2 separate regions of the Mus musculus genome follow, and region 2 is linked to region 1. The links are chromatin loops, found by intact Hi-C in ENCODE. Cell type or tissue: heart. All regions are shown on one strand. Links, peaks and the distances in the headings refer to the core of each region. The heading gives the core; the rest is flanking DNA.

Region 1 (11,988 bases), core at 2,031-10,030:
CACACCTGAGTTTCCTTCCATCTGTGAATTTCTGTGATAATGTTAATCAGAAAACTGTCCTGGCTATGATTTTGAGGTGGTCAGATTAGAGGCTATGAACTCAAGCGTAATGAGCCGTGACTGCTTTTGAAAACAAAGACTTTGCCATCAGATTATTTTAAGCTCCAAACTTCCTTAGTGCATTTAAAACAGAATTCGATTTACAATAAAGCTAATTAACAGAACACACAGGTCTTTAGACATACACGGGTTATGTGAAACCGAGAGCACTCATATTAAAATATTCTTAGCTTCTTTAGTTCTGTTTGGATGAGCCCTAGAGAGGACAACATGGATTTGAGAGGAAGAACGGGTCAGGAGATTGCAAAAAAGTGTTCTGAACTTTACAATAAAGGTTCTTGGCTAACGGGAGTGCCCAACCCCCCAAACATCTCCTCTTATCTCTTGTCTGCCTCTCTCTTCCTCTCTGCAGGCGCACCCCACTTCCAGGAGTGCTTGGTGATATCTTTGCTTTGATAATAAGTGCATATCAGAACAGTGTTCTGCCCATGGGGACCAATTTCCTTTTCCATCACCTGTGGCCTCTCAACATGAAATTATAGGTAGAAACAAGTAATTGTGGTTGGTGGCAGGTCCCAAGGCTCAGCTGCCACCAAGGGACCTGGCCTGTGCACCTCGCTTCTTTTTCCTTTCTCCCACCTCCATCCAGGATGGAGAACATGTGAGGCTTGATCTTCAAGAAAGTGGGTCTACCCAGTTAGAACACAGCTCCCTGGCTGACATCTTCAGGAAACTTCTGGGACTAGCCCAGTTACCGGGCATCTGTAGACCTTCCCCAAAGCAACATCTGGAGAAAGATGTTGCCAGCCCTGTATCCTAACTCTGGTCTATCAATGACCCCTGTGGGAATCTCCACACTGGAGGGAGGGGTTGGAGGCCAAAAAGCTTGTCTGCACATGCGCGCGCACACACACGCGCAAGCGAGAGAGAGAGAGAGAGAGAGAGAGAGAGAGAGAGAGAGAGAGAGAGAGAGAGATTACCACAGTGCCCATGGCTCTGGCTAGAGTTTAGAGTTACTGGTGACAGTGCCTAGTCGCCCAGTCAAACTCATGCCAATAACAAGTAGGAGGTCTAGGAGTTTGGGATGTAGGCAGTGAGAGAAACCTCCCAAGCATGGAAAGGACATGGTTATGACTGATCAGTTGAACGAGGAAAGGGTGGAGCCGATAAGGTTTTGGGAAGAGGGAGGTTTGGGGTGAAGTCTTGAGTGCGAGTGAGGGAGAGGTTGCTTGGCTTTATGAGCCCTGATCTCAGCATCAAGAATGCTGGCACCAGTTGACTTGCGCATTCTTCTCCAGCATCTTCACACCCCATAGAGGTGGCACCCATCTCATAAGTCGGATGGTCCCACAACCCCCAACGAGCTCTTCCCACCTTCTTTCTCCCTGTGGGATGCCTGTGGACCTTTGTCCCCCACCAGCTGGCCTCCTGGGCCGCTGAGTTCTCTTTGTAGTGGGGGGCCCCACCGATAAGAGCCCACTCACAGCTGCCCACCCACACCAGCCAAGTGTCATGGAAGGAATGTGGTGGCAGCTGGTCTCGGATCACAAGACAGAACCACCCAGGACACGTAGTCAGGTCAGGAAGCGCCTCCCGGAAAGGAGAAGCCTGAGCAGGCTGGAAGGGAGGCGGCTCTCGGAGGAAACCAGCACAGTGACTCAGCTGCACTTCTGTGGGATGCAGTGTGCACTGCCTGAGAAAACAAATTCCTCCAGCAGGTTTATCTCCCTGGGGAGGAGACGGAATCAGAAATGTGTGGTGGCAGCGAGGGAGGCCCTGGGCTCCTCCCAAGCCAAGAACCTAGTGCAGGGTTGTCTGGGTCAGCCAGGCTAAGTAGGATGGAGGATGAAGTCTGGTGGGTACCACCCATGTACCACAAGCCAGATCTAACCATCCCATCATTAGGGGCCACAAGGAAGAGACAGCTCCTTTGGAAAACACCAAGGGGCATTGCTGAACAGTTAAAGCAAACATAGGCATTGGGTTTTTGGAAGCACGCTATGAAAATCTCCATGGCGACCTGCTGGGCTTTAAGCAGGAAGCCTCTTAGGCTTGACAACAAGTGGGAGGAAGAGGGCATAGTTCAGGCTCATGGGATGGTGGCTCCTGATGGTGTGTAACTTGCCCAGCCATTCCCTAGGGCCCTGAACACCAGGTCCCAATTCCCCATCTATATAGCAGCAATTAGACTCAAAGAAAGAGGGTAGGTTCCCATGCATAGCTTGGGTGTGTGGAAGAACCTGCCCCGGGGAGCAGCATGTCACCACTTAGGTAAATAGGACCAGGTAGGACCTGTTCTGGAAAGCCTCCGTCACACCTTAACGATGGCTACTGGGATCTACGTGTGGCTTTTCCTCTGCCTCTTCTTCTACCTCATTGGCTTCACTCCTGAAGCACCAGTATTGCCTAGGAGCATCTTAGAAATGCAGATCTTAAAACAGAACCTAAGGAAAAGGGTCTGACTGGTTCACAGCCCTCCTGCAGGATGAGATGCCTGCTGGCTTGGAAAGCATGCAAGCAGGTGGCTGTTGGCCTCATCAGAATCACCTCCGGAACTTGAAAGTGTGCTGATGCCTAAATGTTCAAGGAGATAAACACTAAGCAATGAGGACACATTCCATGGTTCCCCATTAATGTGTGTAAGTTTTAGATTTATATGTATTAATTTAAAATTTTAAGTGCGGGAAACTGGGTCTAACCCTCGGTAATCTGGGGTTCGCTGGCGGGGTTCAGGCTGTGCATCAGGATTTTCAACTGTCTCAGGGTAGAGTAAAATTTCTGGAGGGCTTGTCTTACGGTTGGTTCCCAATTAGAACCTGAAGGTCACCTCATAATGGGACGGCTGCCCATGACACTCCACAGTCTGCCCTTTCCTTGGCTAGGAAGAGTTTCTTGGGCTTTGGTGTACAACAGAACCAAGCTGGCTGTTGGGGGATATGGTAGTCCACACAGATTCCTGGAGTCTTCTGCAGGTAACCAAGTCAGCCATGGGGTAGGACCAGGAAATGCTTCTGTGTGCACCTGATTCTAGTTTCATCTCTGCCATATCCCCTGGCAAGTAATGTCATGGGGGGTCAGCTTGCTCATCCAGGGAGAACAGGGCAGACATAACACATTTCCGGACTGTCTCCCCATTGGCCTACAGTTGCCTTGTGCAGAAGAAGGCTTAGTCAAGGGGGTTTGTGCTGTAGCTGAGAGATCAGGATGTGGGTGAATGTACCACCCAGCTCCTAGCAGCTGGGGACAAGGGATATATGTCAGAGCCTAACTGTAGGGCTCGACCAGATAAAGAGCAGATTCCAACAAAAGCTGAGCGTACCCAAGAGGCTCTCTTCTGATGGACCCTACACCATACATCTTCAGTTTCTGTTCTTTGTCTCCTGAGCACACCCAGCTGCAGGCATTTAACCTGATAGAAGATTTGCTTCTTGCAGAAGGAGGTCAGGTGCGGGGGAGGCAGATGGAGCTGTGAGAGGGAGCACTGTGGAGCTGTGAGAGGGAGCACTGCGAACCTGGAGCTCCCCATTCTGCTGTCCCTAGCATCCATTCTGTCCTTAGTCACCAGATCCCTACCCCAGTCAGACTCAGCTTCTGCATTCGGGCAGGAAGTGGTGAGGAGACAGGGCGGTGACCATGTCTGGAACACCACACTTCCCCAGGCGCCCCGGCACCCGGCCACGTGCAGCTCACTGGTCAAATGGATTCTCTCCAAGTCCCAGCTTCCCCAAAGCCCAGCTGCTTGGAACACAACCCAGGTGGTGAGGCAGGCTCTGGGGCAAGAGTAGAGTGGGCTTTCTGCTGGCCACAGTGGACTGTGACAACTCTGGGCTGGCTCTCCTCCAACACTCCCATGGCCAGGTCACAGTGACCCTGCCCACAGGCTGTTAGAGGGCAGAATAGGCTTTCCACTCCAGAGTGTCCTGGATACAAAAAGCAGAGAACACATCCAAAAGCTGTGCCATCAGGAGCAGAGTCCCTGACCGGGAAGACTCATTCGAGCATCTTTGATGAGCCCTGTGGATGTAGCCCTGTGCTTGAAGGCCTCCTTTTCCATACTCTTCTCTGACTGTCCAATGAATCAAATTTGCATGGGGCTGTGGGTTAAAAGTCTAGTCTAAGTACCAAAACTGAAGCCTGCCTGTCTGGTCCCTCAGCTCTTATCTGTCTGACTTCCCCACGCCGATCACATCTGCAGCCTCACCTCTTCCAGTGGGTGTCCGTGTCTCCCTCCAGCAGTTTCTGGCTCCAGAGACTGACTGGAGCTCTGATCCAGCTCTTGTGGCCCAAATGCTCCCAAGCTCCGTGCTGGAGAATCAGGCAGGGCCTCCGTCATACCCTGGGCTGCAGGGTGTCTGACCTTGGGCAGGCAGCCTTCTGACCTTTCTTGGTCAGCGCTCCTAAACCTGTAATGAAGAGATAATGCTGCTGTCTCCACTCAGGCAGAGGCTGAGAAGGGGGGCTAACGAAGAGCCCAGCACTTGGCAGACCTAAGCAGCCCCAGAAATGCTTCATAATCAAAACGCCTTTCCCCTCTGTGGAAAACAGAGATGGAGGGAGAGCATAAAGGATGGAGCGAGGAGAATGGGGTCACAGCTTTGAGGGGAGGAGGGAAAGGACAGCATTCCTGAGTGCACAGCCCCTCTTTAGGCTTGTGACTTTCTTCATATGTGTCCCAAGGAGCCCATCACTCACTCAGCAGGTATGTGACCACAAGCCCTGTGCTACTTCATTTTGAAGCAGGGAACAAAGGTCAAAATGTCCCTGCCCCTGCGCATTGGTCAGCCGGCCGTCAGCTTCTCAGGGTGCTGGTTGAGAGGATACTGTGGGTGTGACCCCTTTCCCTTCGTTTAGGTTTAAAGAAATGAGACTCTGAGCAGGGATTATGGCTCACCCTGGACTCCTGAAGGAGGGGGTTTCTTCCTGGGGTGACCTGAATGCTCTCCCTGGGATCTTGACTTCAATCTTTGAAGAGGTACCTATCTCCCTCCCTCCCTCACTAAAGCCCTTCTCTGCACCACCCTGCCCCTTGTTGTCCTTTTTATGAGCCAAATATCAGGCCATAGGCTCTCAGGAATCAGGCTCCAAGTTTGCTGTCCCAGGAACTCGGAACCTTTATTTAGAAGGGTGGTGTCACGCCTTGTCATCGGTGGAGAAAGGTAGAGTGGGCAAACAGAGCCTGTGACAACTGACCGACCAGCCGACCGACCTATTGTATGCTCAGCTCACACAGTGCTCACCCCGGGGAGGAGGAGTCTGGAACTTTGATCTTCTAGAAAAGGCTCAAGAGGTGGGGGTCTGCTCATTGTCCTGCAGCCTCTCAGGGCTTTGTTCTCGCTGTGGCTTGTCCTTCCTGTGAGTGGCTGACCTCACTTGGGAGAGAGAACAGGCAGAACAAAACAGATGGACTGAGCTTCATACAGGGAGTGGTTTCCCCCTCACTGACAAGGCGAGGACAACAAATCACAGCAGAGGGTCACGGGGAAGTTGCACAAGTCAGCTTGGGGTCTGGGCCAGGGCTCAGTTTTGTAATTAGTTGTAAGGAGCAGGGCATGGGCCTTTTGGCGATGGAAGCAGGAGGGTTGCCTAGGAGTTCTAGGCCAATCTGGGCTATAGAATAGGGCCATGTTTTAAGAAAACAAAATAGAGCTGGGTAGGCATGTAGCACAATTGTAATCCCGCCAGTGAGAGGTAGAGGCAGAAGGATCCGGTATCCAAAGACAAGGTCTTTCTTCCTTAGCTACATAGAGAATTTGAGGCCAATCTGACAGACATAAGACCCTATCTCATAAAGCAGACAAAATCGTTCTTTTTTTAAAAATGGCAGGGCTTGTAACATAGCTCCGTGGTAGAGTGCTTGCCACGCATGCACAGAGTTCAGGGGTCCATCCACAGCACTGCATAAACCAGATGTGTGACCACACACATCTGTGATTCCAGCACTCAGTGGGAGGAGGCAAGCAGATCAGAGGTTCAAGTTCAAGGCCATCCTCATCTGTGCAGGGAACCCGAGGCCAACCTGAGCCGTGTGAGATGCTATAGCCTTTACGCTAATAAATTCAGACTTGGTCTGTACTGACTTCTGCCTCCCTCAGTCCTCCCCTGTGAAATTCCGTTGCTGGGGCAAAAGCATTCCTACTTTCAGCATGAGGCCTTTAGGCTGCCTCTGGGATTTAATGTTTAAAAGTGGGTACCAAGAACACGCTCGTGAGTCAGTTTTCAGGGCAGGTCCGTTTTGTAGACACTACTTGGTAGAACGGTGTTTTCTTGGCATTTTTATTTAGTTGCTTCCAGGCAACTATGTAAAATGGACCTCTAAGATGGGTTCTCTCAGCTCATACCCACTTCCAGAAAGTGAAAGCGCTTCTCTTTCCCCACCCTCCTGTCTCTTCCTCTTTTCTCCTTCTCACTTGTGAAAGAAGCCTGAGCACCCCCTCTGCCCTCCTCCCACTGTGAATGGCTTTGAGTGTCCTTTTGCATTCGGGCGGCCACTCAGTATTTGTTCGGGGAACAGTCTCTTCCCTTCCACCTGCTACCCTGTTCTCCTGTCAGTTGTTGGGCTTCTCCTTGATTTCGAGATGTTTGCTATGTACTAAAGACAGCGGTCTTACCTAGTGTCTCCTTCGTTTTCCTTCTCCCAATTGCGGTGACAGTGGCCAGCACTGTCACCTGGGGCCACGAGAGGGTTTCTTTGCATAATGTTAAATAGTAATGTTTTTAAAAGATTTTTTAATGATTTATTTTTACTTTATGTACATTGGTGTTTTTCCTGAATATATGTTGGACCCCCTGGAACTGGAATTACAGACAGTTGTGAGCTGCCATGTGGGTGCTGGGAATTGAACCTAGGTCCTCTGGAAGAGCAGCCAGTGCTCTTAGCTGCTAAACCATCTCTCCTGCTCCAGATAACATGCTCTATGTCGTGGTTTCTGGATTTATGTTTTAGAAAGCTTTCTCTATCTCGATGTTTTTAACTCACCCTCTGTGCCCCCAAGCCCCATTTTTTCAGGTTTATGGTCAGGAGCGTGGGCTTCAGGGATGGATGGTTCAAAGGCCAATGCTCCCCCCGCCACCCCTGTTTCCTATGCCTCACTTTGTAAAATAGGGCTTAATAAAACCAGGTTGGAGTCTTGCTTCTCTAGGGGATTTCTGCTTTGATCCTTAACATGAGAAAAGTGAAAAAACAAAGGAGCATGGACCAGAGAGACATGCTGCTTCCTGCTCTGCTGCCTCTAAGACACAGGCTCTTTCTGGGCTGCGCAGGATTGCCGCCTTCAGTGACTCTCAACCTAGAGTCAGGAGCTTCCCAGAAAAGGGCTCTAGGCTCTGTCTCAGAGTCTGGCAAGTCCCAAGGCACTCAGGAGCTCCCGAAATCCTATCATGAGCTGCACTGTGTTCCTCCTCAAGATTCACTTGTTGAGGTCCTTACTCCCAGAACCTCGGAATGTAACCATATTTGGAAATAATTAAAGAGATAATTAAATTAAAATGAAGTCCTTAGAGGGCTGCTAAACCAATTTGACTGGTGTCCTTATAAGAGAAAATTTGGACAGATACACACAGAGAGAGAGAAAGAGAGAAACACACAGAGAGAGAGACAGACAGAGAGAGACAGAGACAGAAACACAAAGAGAGACAGAGAGGCAGAGAGAAGACAGAGACCGTGTAAAGACACAAGAAGAAGAAATGACTATTTGAGTTAAGAAGAGACACCCTAGAAGAACTGTTAACATCTTAAACTTGGACCTTGGCTGTCAGAACTGTTAGAAAGAAAGCTTTTGTTGCTCCAGCCACCCAGTCCGGGGTGTTTGAGGGCAGCTGGAGGAGACTAACATAGAGGCTGTGCCTGTCCTGTGCTGAGCAGTCAGGTGGAGGATTCCTTCTCTCTGATTCTCTAGGCCCCAGATTATTGTGGGAGAGGTATGGATTGTATGGCCATGCCCCAGGTACAGACAGCTGTCCCCAGCCCTTTTGGTCCCATGGTCACAGGATAATTTGAAAGATAACATGTGAGGCTTTGGGTTTGGACCAACATCAGAGTCAAAGAGCAGGTGTCCAAGCTGCTGCTTTGTGGGATGTGGACAGAGCCCTCCACAAGGACTTCCCCCAAAGGCCCAGAGACAGCTGCAGTAGGAACAGGTGTGAGGTTGCGGGAAGTGGGAATGGCAACATAGCAGGGTGGCTGAAGGCCACCATAGGAAAAGAGAGTAGGCACCTACATCTCAGACACACGAGTCTCCTGGCAGGCCTGGAGGTGGTGAGGCCTCCTGAGGGTGGTGGGCCTGGCTTTATGTGGAGAATAGTCATGGCCTCTGGTGGGTGGTTCAACAGTACATCTCAGCACTGCCAAAACACTCCTGGGTTTTTCCTTCCTATATCCCTAAAAGCTGGCCATCTTGACCCCAGACTGGTAGGGAACTGAAGCAGAGGGGAATGCAGGGACCGATGGGTAAATACAGGAGTGTTGCTTCCAGTTTAAAGGCTTACCAAATGTGGGAGACAGCCCTGCCTGGACAGACAGTCTGCCTCCTTCCATTCTTCCCCCAGCCTTAAAAAAAGCTCTCCTTGGAGGGAAGAGCTGAGCAGAAGCCTCAGAGGCCTTGTGAAATATGAGAACATTTACTCCAAGACAACAGCAACTGTGTGTTACCTGTTTGGCGCTATGTTGGGACATCATCTGGACCTGAGATCTCGATGGGCCTGAGTGCTGTCCTGGACCTAGCTGTGTCCTGCAGGTAGACCCTGTCTGCTAATGAGTCAGATTGTGACAGATCGCCTGGCTGGCTGCCCTGGCCCGGCACAGAATGACAATGGTGGTGTGGCCTGCAGAACTACTTGTAAAGGTGCCCACAGGGCAACTGCCCTTCCCCAAATGCAGATGTCATGCCACCAGACAGGAGGTCAGGAGAAAGCTCCTTTTCCAGGGGTGAAAAAGCCTGAAGCTAGAGAAGGCAAGGTGTCCTCCAGGAACAAACAGGATGGAGTTCTGAACTGGCAGGAATGTCAGAGAGAGAGAGAGAAGTAGTCATCTTGGCTGGAGAGGCAACTCCAATCACCCAGGGTTGGGAAGAGTCCCATGGCAGGGTCTCTTACTTTGTGGAAAAGGGGCATCCTTCCTGCTGGGAAGGGATCTCCTGCAGGTTGTCATGTTGCTGTCTCCTTTGCTGGCCCTTGCCCACTAGGGCTGTTGGGAAAGCAATGCCTGCAGCCCAGCAAGCTGGGGACAGCTCTAAACCTTGATTCTGTGCCTTGTGCTGGCTTATGTTATGGCTGGTATCCTAAGATTTGCTGGATTCTCTTCTCTTGGTCTACTTCCTCTGACTCAAGATTTTTATTATTATTTTCTTTTTTAGACCTTGCTGGAGGCTTCAGATCTCATCTCTAAAAAATGTACACAAGAATAAAATGTCAAGCCGGGGAGTTGGCTCAGTGGGTAAAGAGCTTAGCAAGCATGAGAACCTGAATTCAAACCACTAGCACCCACGTAAAAAGCCAGGTTATGTGGCTCACCTGTAATCCCAGCATGGGTAAGGCAGAGACAGGAGGATTCCTGAGGCCTCCTGAAGACTGCTGGGAGCAGTAAGCTCCAGGTTCAGTGGGAGTCCCTGTCTCAAACAACTACCACCACCAACATCAACAAAAACCGATCTTGAGCAAGATGAAGACAACCAGACATCATTCTCTGGCCTCCACATGTTTGCCTATGTGCAAACACACACACACACACACACACACACACACACACACACACATACATATGCACGCACTTGCCCACACATGTGTACATGCACAATAAATAAATAAATAAACTAACAACAACAACAACAAAACAAATAAAATGTTCACAGTTTCCAGGAGTTCCCTGTGTTGCCTAGCTCCAACCAGTAGTGATTTCCAATCTTAACTGTGCATCACAGTCACCATGTGTGCTCATTACAATACAGATGGCAAGGCTTGACAAGCTCACAGTGGCCTGGCCAGTGTCCCAGGTCATCAGATGCAAGGTTTAAAATCACATTCCAGGAAACCTTCCTCAAAAGATCTGGAAAAGCCCAGGTGAGGCTCCCACTTTGAGACTGTCTACAGATGAACTAGTCTTAGCATCCCAAAAGAAGCTGCTAACATCGCCAAGGAGCCTGCACGATCAACGTGGGGAGAACCTGTTTCTCTTCCTAAGGCCCACAGAGTCAAAGGATGCTGGTTGCCTCCTTGTGACAGGATGAGATTTGGTTCCCTCTCCTTGGTTCCATCTTCAGGGGCATTTCGAGGGATCTTTCCAAAGGTAGAAGTAGTCCCCACGGCCAGTGGCGTTCCCGAGGGGCCCGTTAGATTGTTACTCCTCCGTTAGCTGGTTTGAATTTGGAATTCTAATCTGATTGACTAAGTAACTTTCGCCCTAATCAGAACAGTAGGGTTTGTTCTTAATCTGCAACCGTTTAATCTTCCGTCTCATTAATTGTACACGGGTCTTTATAAATATGCAGATTGGAAAGGGAATAAAAGATTATGTGACCTTGAAGAAACCACATAAAATAGGTGTACATTTTCCCAGCCTCCAGTCTCCCTTTATTATGCAGATGTGAAAATTGGTGAGGCTCCAATTCAGACTACTGTGGGTTATGGGCAATCTTGTAGCCAATTAGCATCCAGCATTCTGATGAGCCATCCAAGTTTAATAATTAGTATAGTATTTACATGTGAGCTGCTTGCTGTGAATTTGCATGTAAATAAAAATGTGGCTACCAAACCCAGTCAGCAGCAGTCAGCAGCTGATGAGGGGAGTCAGAAAGGCCCCATGTGAAAACGGAAACTGCTTATGCAGGGAAGGGTGAATGTCTCCGAGCCTGGAGTTGAGCCCCAGTGAAGGACAATGGCTTAAAGTAGGGAAATGGTCTTCTGTGCGCATAGATCTGCCTTCTGAACACATACAGTCTTTCCTTTGATGCTGATCATTTCTCTTGAAATAGATGAGGAAGAGCTTGGGGTGTGAAGCCAGACAGGATGGTGTCTTAGTTAGGGTTTCTATCGCTGTGATACGACACCATGACCCCAGCAAGCTGGGGAGGAAAGCATTTATCCGGCTTACACTTCCACTCGGAAGTTTACCACTGAGGGAAGCCAGGACAGGAACTCAAGCAGGACTGGAACCTGAAGGAGGCAGGAGCTGATCGAGAAGCTATGGAGGGGTGCTGTTTACTGGCTTGCTCCTCGTGAGTTGTTCAGCCTGCTTTCTTATAGAACCCAGGACTTTAGCTTCCCGGGGATGGCACCACTCAGAATGGACTGGGCCCTTCCCCTTGGATCACTAATTAAGAAAATGCCTTATAGCCAGATCTATAGAAGTGTACTTCTTAATCGAGGATCCCTCCTCTCTGAAGACTAGTTTGTGTCAAGTTGACATAAAGCTAGCCGGCACACTTGGTTATCTGGTTATAACTGTGACTCTGCCACCTATCTTCTGGGCCTCTCTGAGTCTCCAATTCTTCATCTTTGCAACTGGTAACATGTCATATTCCCCACAGGCCCGGGAGGCTTAAATTAAATGAGATGACATATGGAATTCCTGATGCCCAAAGACTGCCCAGATCCTGCACATTTATGAATGCGTTTATTTTCATCTTCCTATTGACAAGATACAAGGACAACCAGGGAGAAAGTGGTTCCTTATGGCTGGATTGGCCCATAGGGAGAAACCTGTGTTTGCCTACAAGGAGTATGTTTGCAGTGAATAAAGCCTTCCTGGTTAGTAAACCACCAGACTTTCTAGAATCAATGGGGGCACATAAGTCAGAGTGGGGAGATGGAGTTTGTAGTTTGCTGAGTGGACCTGGTGTGCATGTTAGTAAATGTGAAGATTCCTCCTCTGAAATGCCTGGACCAGAAGGCTTTAGAATTTTGAAATATTTGCATATGAGTACTGAGGTATGTTGA
Region 2 (11,894 bases), core at 3,895-11,894, 51 kb after region 1:
ACCACACCACACCACACCACACCACACCACACGCCACGCCACACCACACCACACCACACCACACCACACACCACACACCACGCCACGCCACGCCACGTGGAGATACTGCACTTTATTGAGCCACATCCACAGACATTAGAGTTGTGCCCACTTTTGAGTAGTTAGGGAAAGCACGCACTATTGTCTCCGGTTAGCCATTGGAGGCACGGTGAGCCTACTTCCTGTAAACATTAAGCAGGACTGTATATTCTACCAGCAGTGATGCCAGAGCCACTCGCCACCCTTCTTGTCAACATCATTGCTCACCATTTAGGAAAATGGTAAGGACCAAGTGGTGGCTCCTGGTTCTCACTGCTTCCCGAATGGCTCTGATGGTGAGCTTCTTTTCTCTTGGTTTTGGATGTTTACAGCCAATCTTCTCTGGGAAACATTCATTCAAATTTTTTGTCCCTTTAGCGGGCAGTTTTTCTCTCTTGTTGAATCAGAGTAATTCTGGACATAGACCCTCATCAGATATATGGCTCAGAGTGGCTTCCCAGTGTGCAGCCTTCTTTCTTGGTAGTCATTTGAGGCATTTTTAAATTTTGATCAAGTAGAATTCATCTTTTTTTATTACCCCTGAAGCCCAATGGCATGAAGGTTTGTTTATTCTTTCATTTTTCTTCGAAGAGCTTTATTTGAGCTCCTAAATTGAAGTCTATGGTCCATTTAGAATTTTTTTTAGATATTGTATGAGTCGGGGGTCTAATTTTATTCTGTTACATATGACCACTATTGCAGTATTATTGATATTTTAAAAATGGCTATATATTCACTCATCAAACTATCTTGGAACCACTGACAAATCTGAGTTGATTATAAATGTAGGGATTGATTTCTGGAATCTCAATTTTATCCTAATTATCTACATGTGTATCTTTGTGCGATTATTGCATTGTAGCAAGTTTTGAAATTAGGAAGTGTAATCCTCTTAAGATTATTTTGATATTCAATATAAAAGATAAAATATTAATATTGTGTCTTTTTCTGCAAAAGTGCATCTAGTATGCTGGCAATACTAAATATACTTCTATGCTCAAGCTATGGCCAGTGAGACAGTCCCTCCTTGCTGTCTGTGGATTAAGATGTAGAACTCTCAGCCCCTTCTCTAGCACCATGCCTGCCTGGATGCTGCCATGCTTCCCACCATGACAACAATGGACTAAACCTCAGAAACTGCAAATGTTTCCCTTTATAAGAGTTGCCTTGGTCATGGTGTCTCTTCATAGCAATAAAACCCTAAGACACCTGGCCAAGTTGCTTTTGGTCATGGTGTTTATCACAGCAAAAGAAAGCTAACTAGAATGCCATGTAACTTTCTGTCCCCTGGCTTTGCACTTTGGTTAAATTGTTTCTGTATGACCATTACCACAGATTAATAATTGTTTTATATAGTTGCTTTTTAAGTCAGGAGAGCAAGAGGATTATGCAGAATAATGAATTGAAGTTATCATACATTAAAGAGTTACCTTTACCGGCACTCTGTGTAGATATGTTACTGTCTTTGCTCATGTCAGCCTGATGAACCCTGGTTGCATCACTGCATGGAAATGTGCCCCTGCTAACTCATCTGGGATGCTCTAACTCTGCTTTTGCTTCTGATGACAGGTGGAACACTGAGTTCTTATTTGATAGTCATTTACTTTCTGCTCTTGAATATGTAATTCCACTATCTTCCGGTTTCCATGCTTTTGTGAAGATCACCTAAAATGCAGCTACTCCTTCCCTATCTCAGGACTGCCTTTGATAACATGACTATGTGACTTCTTGGTATACAGAGCTTCCCGAGTTGCCAATCAGTGATTTTTCACCCAACTGGAGTCTTTGGCTATTTACAATTTGTTTTCGTCTTCGCCTTTTTAAAAGTCCATGTAAGCTGAAGTTCAGAGCACAGGTCTGAGAGGATTTTTCTTCATCCTTTTCGTTTCTGTCCTTTAATAATGGGTTTTTTTTTTTCAAGACAGGGTTTCTGTGTAGCCTTAGCCATCCTGGAACTCACTCTATGGACCAGGCTGGTCTTGAACTCAGGGATCTGCCTGCCTCTGCCTCTGCCTCTGGAGTGGGATTAAAGGTGTGGGCCTGCCACCGCTGCCACCACTACCTGGCTTGGAAATGGATCATCTTAACTGACCAAAGTCTTGTTGCTCTTCTGGCAGCTCAAACATGTTGGACGCAGCTTGTCAAGTTTTCACTGTTGTTAGTGCATTCGGCTTCAGAATTTACGTTTCATATTTTCTATTTGGTAAACATCACTTTTGCACTCTCCCCACGCTGGCCTGAAACACTGTAGGGGTAACTGAGACAGACAACCTTCTTGCCTCTACTTGCCAAGTTGGGGATTGCAGATATTTGCCACCATGGAACCCAGGGCTTCACATGTTCCAGGAAGGCGCTTTTACCAACAGAGCTACATCCTGGTTCCTGCCTTTGGTGTTTTTAGACATGTGTTTTCTATACTTCAGAATATTTAAATTAACATGCTATAAAGTCTTTGTCTAAAAATTCGATGTCAGGACTTCTTCAGGTACAGTTTCCACTTGTTTTTCTTACATAATTTGTTTTACTTTTTTTTTTTTGGTCTGGAAAACTGGACACTTTGGAGGATACTGTGGTGACTCAGGTCCTACTTACGCAGCCCCTAAGCGGTTTCCTATAGCTGTGGCTTTGGTTTTAGTGAGTCTAAGTGGTTCAGCAGTGTCTCTATCTTTGTGATAATTGTGCACTCGTGTCTGCTCTGGCGGTTTAGTGATCAGCTAATGGTGGGACAGAGACTTCCCTACCTGAGCCAGTAAGTCTCACCACGCGTTCTTGGGACTCAGGGGACACATTGGGGCAATCCTGCAACATGCAGAGGTGACAATGCTGCTTTTGGCTTTGTCTGCTTTTACAGAACCTCAAGGGCAACCTGAGACAAGTGCTTTGGATACTACCAGGCCTTTCTTGAACAAGAATAGGACCCTCTGGACATGCAGAGCTCTGCATTGTGAGTGTCCATCTGACTACTCTCAGGAAAGGGACATCAAAGCTTCCTTCCTCAAACCCTCTGGCTGCCTCATTCCTTTAAAATGCTTAGCCCATGGCTAGTTCCACAGGCCACCCACTAGATCTAGCAGCCACATGGTAATCAATTCTCTGAAGATCTCCCAGCAAATGTAGCATTGGAAAAGCTGTGATCACAGCTGGCAAGCTCACATGATCTGGAAATGAGGACCCGAGAAAGGCCCAGCCATCCTGCCCCACCGTGTGGCCCCTGCACAGCTGCTAGCTCAGTTTTGTGTCCTGCAGTAGAGATGGGAACGGGGCAGGTTATTATAATCAAGGCCCCCCAGTCTGTCGAGGCCCATCAAACACTGCCTGGATTGCTGCACTTTTTAGTAATTGTTGAGTTCTGAAAAAAAGTGGATTCTAACACCCTGGACAATTTTCTCTTTGCTTTTATACAGTATGGAGAATTTTCAAATGTCTTTTACCCACCACTTTACTGGCTCTGACCAAAATATATAATGTCCCCTTTCCCTTAACAAAATGAATTTGTTTGAAACAGTGAAGACTCTACCACCTACGTTTCTGAGCATTCACATAATTCAAGTTCAGTTATTCTAAAGATATCAATTATTCCATAAGCGTATGACCAAACTACACATAATACACATTTTAGACAAAGACTATGCTCCAAGTGAATGTATGTGTACGTACATGTACATACACACACCCCCTTAGGACAGTATGAAGAAAGAAAACCTGATAGTCTTTATACAGATAAAAAGGTAATCCTCTCCCTACAGCAAAGTGACAAACCCAAACCTAGTAACTCTTGTGTATTAATTACATGTAAAAATGATCTCCAACCCACCCTCTGTCCCGCCTTCGCTGTGGCTGCCAGCACTTCGCTGTCTCTGAAGTGCAAAGGAGCATGCAGTCAGTCCCGCATGCTTCAAAGGGCATCTTAGACTGAGAAGCACCGTCTTTTTCTGAGGATGACAGTCGCTGGGCTATGCTCAATGCCTTTCCTACAGACACCTGCATCACTTAGATCACTAGCTCATGTCACTGGGAGGTACTTCCTGGATGGGGACAGTCACACTTGGGTTTAAACATGGAGCTCTTTTCAGGGGTATGTGCTCGTTGAATCCTCTCTGCTTTAAGAAAAGGCAGGATGTTCAGAGTTCCTGGGGAAACACAGCAGAGCTTCACGGGGGCAAACTAGAAGGCAATCACAAAACTCAAATTATGTGCTGGCCCAGGGTTCTATTACAGTTCACAAATATAAAGAGTGCATTATGTCTCAGTATCTAGTCACCGGAGCTTTCATGGTGTCTGTCCATTCCCAATCTGGGTTCATAATTTAAAAATAAATTTTAATTTCCACCGAAGCATTTATCACACCTGAGCTTTCTATAGTCAAAATAAGGTCTGAGTTTTCAACCTGAGAAATTGAACTTTACTAATAACTTTAAAGCTGGTTTGAAAGTCCCCGGAGACTGTGAAATACATGTATATATTTAAACAAAATTGCACGTGGAGCCTGTAAAGTGGTGAAGGATTCTTCTTAGACTGTATTTTAACTCATCATCCTCGATGTGAGACAAACGTGAGATGCTTGTCAGTCAGTCGGTGAGTTGTCTGTGAAAGGCTGTCGTGAGTGTTCATGACCAAAAGTGGTTCAAGAAGAGGACCAGAGAGCAAGCCCAGTTCACCACTCTGCTCTGCCAGTCAGAGTTGAAACTCCTCAACAACTAAAAGTTACTATATAAATGCATAAAACTGTCAACATTTAAATTACACATATGCAATATGTATATCTATTACACATATATACTAGTTGAAAATACAGAATTTTTCACTTGCACAATGTTAATGTAATCAGGACTTTTTTTTGCTATGGTAACAATTATACTGAAAAGCATCAGTGGAGAATCAACTAAAAAGGCCTCTTTGGTTCGATTATACATCATAGAAAGACCTGTCCTCAAAGGCTAGCTTAGCTTTTAACTTAGCATTAATCAACCACACATGGGATGAAGATGAAAACTTACCTAAACAGATTACATTTTCCAAGCAGCCTTATTATATTATTATTATTGTATGAAATATCTGTCTATCTGATCAGAAGAAACAACATATAGGGCTGGAGGTATAGCTCAGCAATAGGGTACTTACTCAGCATGCAGTATCTCCAGGAAAGGGAGGGAGAAGAAGGAAGGGGGAAGAGGGAGAGAAGGACAGAGGGAGGGAGGGAACGAGGGAGAGGGAGGAAAGAAGATACAAAATAAGTCTTGCTTTTTTCCCAAAGCTTTAGACACAACTGGAGTACACAGCATACAGGCAGGATCCCCTCGGTTGATAGCAGCTTTTTATAATAGCAAAAGATTAATGATGATGTCAGGGAGTCCAGCACAAGGTCTCCATGAGGAACAGCACCAGAGAAACCACCTTGTAAGTTCTACTTCTCATCAATTAAGTCCAGATACTGTACCCTAAGGTTGAGAGTGACAGCCTAGAGGTTGTGTGTCCAGGCCCTGCTGTGGTTCAGTACACTGCAGTAACAGGAGGAGAGAAGACACCTGGAGTGTAAACACCTTTATTAAGAATTTAAACAAGTTAGAACAAAAGTATCCCACACCTTCTCTCAATGAGAATTCCTGAGTATCAGGGTGACATTTCATAGCTCCACTTAAGACATAAGATGGTCGAGGGCAAAACACAGATGCAGCCCTGTGTTTCCCTGTCGTTCAATTAAGTCAAGCACGGATGTGAAGTGTCAGGCCACATTTTCCTGCCTTCAGCTTATATACATGTCGGGGTTGTGCTGAAACTTCCATTCTTCCGAAAGGATGAAAGAAGAGATACACTTGATCCAGACGCTCAGCTCCTATTATACTGTAGGCCTTTGAAATATTAAGGCTGAACAGAGCAAGTTGTGAAAGGGACGGGAGGAAGTAGGGACAGTGGCCACACATGGCATGCATGGCCGCTTTCTGCCTCTGCCATTACTTGGAAGAGTCTGCTTTTCAGGCAGCAGGTGGTGTGACTGCAAAGAGATCACACACTTGTCAGTAACTATGTAGGATTTTTGGCACTGTTAGAGCCTAGAATTACAGTCAGGCTGGCTAACAAAATGTCACCAACCAAAGTTTTGGGAAATAGCTTTCCCACCAAGCAAGCCTTCTTGATTCCCCTTTCAGTCTTGTCTTACATAAATCATACCAGTAAACAGAGAACTTTTACCCCCCCCCCAAAGCAGCCCAACGAACACCTGAAAGTAAAACAGATTATGGTGGCATCCTTTCAGAGGAAGAGCCAATCAGCTGTCCCCCCAGAGAGCTCATCTCTCTGGCAAGGGAAAGCTCATGGGATTTTTGCAAAGGTGGGATGTGGACCCGTTCATTCCTTCTGTTTCCCTAGGGAGAAGTCAGAGGAAAATGAAGGCAATTTCATGTACCGGGTAAATACCACTAAGCCCCATCCACAGCAGAGCATCAGATGCCTCAAACTTCCCAATTATAGGAAAATCTTAGCAAAAAAAAAAAAAAAAAAATTCAAAACTTCTTTTTCTATAGTAGTTTAGAACAAAAGTATATTTAATTTGTGTCTACATTTTTGTTTTTAAATCCCTCTCAAAAAATGTCTTCCTAGGTTGCAAAACTTAGAAATAAGACAGGAAGTTTCCAGAGGGCGTGTGCTCTGGAGCCAGCTGTGCCTCTGCAGGAGCCTAGCTGCTCCAGCCCGGGCACCCTGCCCTGCTATGCTGGCTGCTGAGGCCATAGGCGTTGCAGAGACTCTAGAAAGTGACAAGTTTCCAATGGAGAAGCTCCTAAGAATAATCTCCAGGGGAAATCATCCTCTGGGGGAAGGCAGGATCATCACCAAACGTATGTCATCCAACAGTTAATTTGGTTCTATTATCAAATTAAGAGTTCTTCAGGGAACTGCAGCTCGCTTTAAATTAGATGTGGGGAAGCTCATTTGACTAAGTTTATATATGAGACACACTCACATACAAAGAAAAACACAGAAGACAACACGTCCTTCATTTGGGGGAGGATGTATTCCGACTTGAGGGAAAAGCGAAGGCCTTTTAGTTGTGAAGCCCAATCAGGACATTCCCAGAGTTCAGCACGGCCCTCCTCAGGACAGGGCAGGCAGGATGGAAGGGTCTGTCCTGCCTGGCTGGACTCTCCTGGCCTGGCCGCACACACTGGCGATGGAAGGCAGTCGCAGTGGCTGAGCTGGCAGTGCTCCTAAGGCTCTCGAGTGTTTATCAACACAGCAGGTTAAAAGTCCGCAGACACTGGGTGGAGCAGCAGTAAGCCACGAAGCCAATACTTGTCCTCCTGGGGGTGGGGAGAGACAGAGGGAGAGAGGAACACTGTTAGCTCAGGAGTGCAGCGTCTGGTTCTTCCCCACTGGAGACACTTCATTCTTTGTTAGAACAAGTGACTAGGCATGAATAGCAGATTGCATTGTAGAAATGTAAGGTGCCGTTTTCAATCTAAGCCCAGGCTGCAGGTAAGGCGTGTGTGTGCATGTGTGCCCCTTCTGTTAGAGGGTTTGGATGACAACCATACCTGTTAACAGCTAAGCTTTTTCATCTTCTAAAGGGCAATCAAAGAACATGAAATACATTATAAAAGTCTCAGCTAAGTATATTTTTTCACATCTATATTTCCATTACCTGGAGGCTGAGGCAGGAGGATTGCTATGGGTTCCAGGGCAGCCTGAGGTACAGAGTCAGACCCTGTCTCAAAACGAAAACAACAACAACAACAACATAAAAAGAAAAAGCACCACCAATTTAGCTATAAAACACACAGGCTGCAGAGCGTGAGTCCTCCCTACCATCTGAAGGAATCCATCCTCACGCATTCGCACAGAGCGCTCACAGAATAATTTCAGAAGGCTTATGTGACTCCAAGGTCTTACATAATGGAGATGCTCTTCTCCTGCTTGGGCACCTTTGCCTGGTGAGTCACGAGTTCCCTGGGGATCCTCATGTGCTTTGGACAGCACAGGCTCGTAGAGGCTCCTCTTCCCACCCAGAGAGCCGACGTCTGGTGTGGGGAGAGTGCTTTGCTGTTTTCCCAGGACGGCCTGTGCTGACTGCTCAGCACTGAATCCTAACTCTGCCTTTCTCCCTTGAAGCTGCACTGCTCATCATGTGCACTCAAAATGTCAGATGGAGTGACAGAGAGTGGCAAGGCTCTGGGAGAGCGAGCAGTTGGAACACTCAAAAGCCACAGCATCATGGAAGTCTGTGGGGTGAGAGAGCCAGTTCTGACTGAACAGAATTAAAGACCAACCAAACTAACTAACCAAAACTCAGATATGCTTAATGTCTTCCAGCCCCAGTTCAAGACACAGTGAGAGAATTTCTATGGTGACCCTTAAAAAATAATTTTCTCATGAGCTAAAAGATATGGCTGAAGCCCACATTCAGAGGATAGCAAATCAGATACCAGACTAAAGGTATCTTGTTTTTCATATGTAAGTGTGTGTAGTGTGGGTGCCTGTTTGAATGTGCATGTGTATGCATAAATGTGGGGACCAGATGCAGATACAGTGCATCTTCCTTGATCTTCCCGCCTTGTATACTGAGGCAGGGGTTCCTCGGTTGAACCTAGAGCTCTCAGTTCAACTAGACTGGCTGCTTGGCTCACTTTTCCTGGGGACTGGAATTACAGACAAGGTGGTCTGCCAACACCACTTTATGTAGGTGCTGTGGATCCCAACTGAAGCTGGCCCACCTGTGCATCAATTACTGCTTAGCGCTGGGAAAGGGCTATGTGAAGGTCTTTAGGTAAGGCAAAGATCTGGGTTGATGAGGACAGGAACTTAAGGCTTTGAACAGAACTAATCTAAGAATCTTGAGCCTTTAGAAATTTCATCATATTGGAAACCAATCTATCTCCTAAGAACATTAATGTTCTCTTACATAAAAAAGGTTTCAATGGCCTCCCGTAGGGTGGCTGCTGGAGAAGGAAGTGCCTAGCCTCTCTATTGAGGCAGGACCCATCGTCACCAATACTCAAGGCCTGTAGTACCACAGAGAGACATAAGGGACAGTATGAACATTTTTCAATACATAAACTTGTCAGCCTAGAAGATCATTATCTTGAAGAACACAAATGGCCAGAATTCACCTCTGCTAACCCATGGAACCTGTGACCACTGAAGAGGTTGGATTTGTCATTTAAAAGATATTCCATTACCAGATGGGTTTCTTAGACCCTAACAGTTAAATCCTAACAAGTAAAGACCAATAAGGCTTTAATACAATTTCCTTTACAGAAAGGAAGAGTTTCCAACTCATGAGGACAATATTTGCTTGACTCCCAAATCAAACAGAAACCAAACAAACAAAACCTGAGCCCCAGAACATTATAGACTAACATCTCTCATGAGAATAGACTAAAAGTTACTCAACAAGTAACATCAAAAGGGATTAAAACAACAAACAAACAGACTATACACAGAGATCAAGGGAGAGCCACTCTGGGCATGTAAGGGGCTGAATAGTTGAATCTATCAATGCGTCAACAAGCTAACTAAGGAGAATCATGTGATCTTAATAACACTTATACAAAGCATTTAAGCTGGGAGTAGTGCTTCATGCTGGGAAGACGAGAGCTGAGAGGATACAACAGGACAACGGTCATGAATTAATGGCTAGCTTGGATTACATAGTGAGTTCTAGTCCAACCATGATTACAGAATAAGACCTGTACCTCTAAAGAAAGAAAGGACTGGAGAGATGGCTCAGAGGTTAAGAACACTGTCGCTCTTGCAGAGGACCTGGTTTCAGTTCTCAGCACCTACATGGTGGTTCACAACTATCTGTAATCCCAGTCTAGAGGACCCAACAGGCATGTATGTGTGCATATACATATATGCAGGCAGTAATATACAAAATAAAATAAAGAGAGAAAGAGGACGGCAGGGGAGAGAGGAAGGAAGGGAGAGAGGCAGAAGGAGGGAGGGGAAAGAAGGGAGGAAGGGGAGGGAGATGGGAAGACAAAGCATTTGACAACATACACTTCTCACCCTAAATGGTATTAGCAACGAAAGAGCAAACGGTGTTCCCTTAAGATGACAGATGAGAAAAGCAAGGAGTTCCTCTCAGAACCACAGCTGAGTGCTAGAAAGTCTAACCTCTGCCATAGAGCAAGAAAAAGGCAAACAGAAGTAAAGGTCTTATGTTCTGGCTATGCAGAAAAATCCTTGTAATGTACAAAAAAAAAAAAAAAAAACCCAACAAACAAAAAACAAACAAAAAAACCTAGTAAGCAACAGCAATAAGACAGTTGCAAAAACAAATTGTATTTCTTTATACTAACAATGAACACATGGAAATTGAAGTAAAACTACCATTTATGACTACAAAAAGAAAACCAAATCTCTGGGCATAAACAAAGCATTTTAGCATCTGAATGCTAATAATCATCAGTTGCTGATAAAAGAAATAAAGGAAAGCCTTGTTAGTGGAGACACACCACACTCATCAGTAGGTCCAGGACTGCAGACATCAGTTCTGAGCAAACTGATCTCTGGGCTAAATGTAATTCTCATAGGAAATCTAAAAAGGGGTTTTGGAGACAAAACCAGCCAGCCAGCCAACCAACCAGACCCAAGAATAAGCTAAAAAGCAAAAACTAAAACAAAAAAACGTAGACCCAAGAATGAGCTAAAACAACTTCCAAGAGAAGAAGGAAATAAGCTGTCAACTCTCCTTGTGTTAAGTCTATGACAGCTGCAGGTTGATGCTGGGTGAGAGGCAGATCGATGAAATGAACCAGGATCTTAGAAAAGCTGCATGAGTGTACGTAACAGAGATGGCTGATCGACGCTGTTGATCAGCAGGATTTAGGATCATCATGGAACCAATCCCCTGGGCATGTCAGAGATTTTCTAGATTAAATTAATTGAGGTAGAAGACCCACCTTAAAGGGCAGGTGGCACCATCACAAGTTCAATGTTAGCCTGGGCTACAGAGTAAGCCAGATGTGATGCCACCTTTAATACCAGTACTCAAGAGGCACAGAAGGCAGATCTCCGAGTTCAAGGCCAGCATGGTCTATGAAGTGAGTTCCAGGACAGCTAAGGCTACACAGAGATAACTTGTCTTGAGAAACCAAGAGACAGAGACAGACAGAGACTTTGTCTCAAACAAACAAACAAACAAACAAACAAAACAAAACCAACTAAATTAAGCAAACCTGTCTTTAAAAGACAAAGGGCAGTAAGGAAACTTGGCTTTGCCGAGCTCTCCTTTGTGGTCCCAGGGAATTGCAGCACGGCCAGTGCTAGGCAAGTGTGCTCTGCCCTGATCTGTCTCCAGCTTTTACTTTCCACTTTGAGACATGGCCTTTTTTCTCACTATGTTTTCCAGGCTAACCTTGAACTTACTCAACAGCCCAGGAAGATGCTGGAGTTGCAATCCTCTGCCTCATCTACTCCCTGGTCCTGAACCCCCAAGCCTGGCTGGAATTGTTTTTCTTACTGTAGGAAATTATATACGCTTTTTGTTAGTTTCCATTGCTGGTAAGTTTTGTTTGATAGTGTGGGGTGGTAGGGTCTAGGGACTCACATGCTAGGCAAGCACTCCGATGCTGAGCAATGTTTCCACCCTTCTCTGTTACTAAAGTCAGAACTCTACCTGTAGTTATTTTTATTCGACATTGGGATATATACATTTGTATAAGTCACAAGTAAAATGGCTTTAGACACAAAAGATATTAAGTGTATAATGCATTTTGGAGAATTAGCTGATAAAAGTGGACTCTGCCTTTCACGATTTATTTTAGCTTTACTTGTTTGTGTGTGTTTGTGTGGGGCTGTGTACACGAGTGTAGCTGCCC

The links. A loop is a pair of places that touch in the nucleus more often than their neighbours do. Peaks named below come from ENCODE experiments on the same cell type or tissue, not always from the same donor. Only the 100,000 strongest peaks of a DNase experiment are listed, where the experiment ranks them.
Region 2: it touches region 1 in a loop (1.8-fold over the local background); 2 of 42 quality-filtered maps call a loop at or near these places.

The regions. Positions count from the first base shown.
Region 1 is chr7:67,458,356-67,470,343 of GRCm38, forward strand. No RefSeq gene overlaps it. Among named protein-coding and RNA genes, the nearest start is that of Gm33926, 24 kb to the left of the region's middle. In heart, for the core only: no CTCF peak of the experiment used is centred there; DNase peaks (open chromatin) are centred at 3,166, 3,716, 4,366, 5,406 and 1 weaker place; H3K27ac peaks cover 3,573 bases.
Region 2 is chr7:67,507,806-67,519,699 of GRCm38, forward strand. Lrrc28 (leucine rich repeat containing 28) reads right to left here. Exons shown (of 10, transcript NM_175124.5): 10 at 5,605-7,373. The coding sequence ends at 7,301. Among named protein-coding and RNA genes, the nearest start is that of Gm34079, 7.0 kb to the right of the region's middle. In heart, for the core only: a CTCF peak has its summit at 7,366; DNase peaks (open chromatin) are centred at 6,776 and 7,276; H3K27ac peaks cover 381 bases.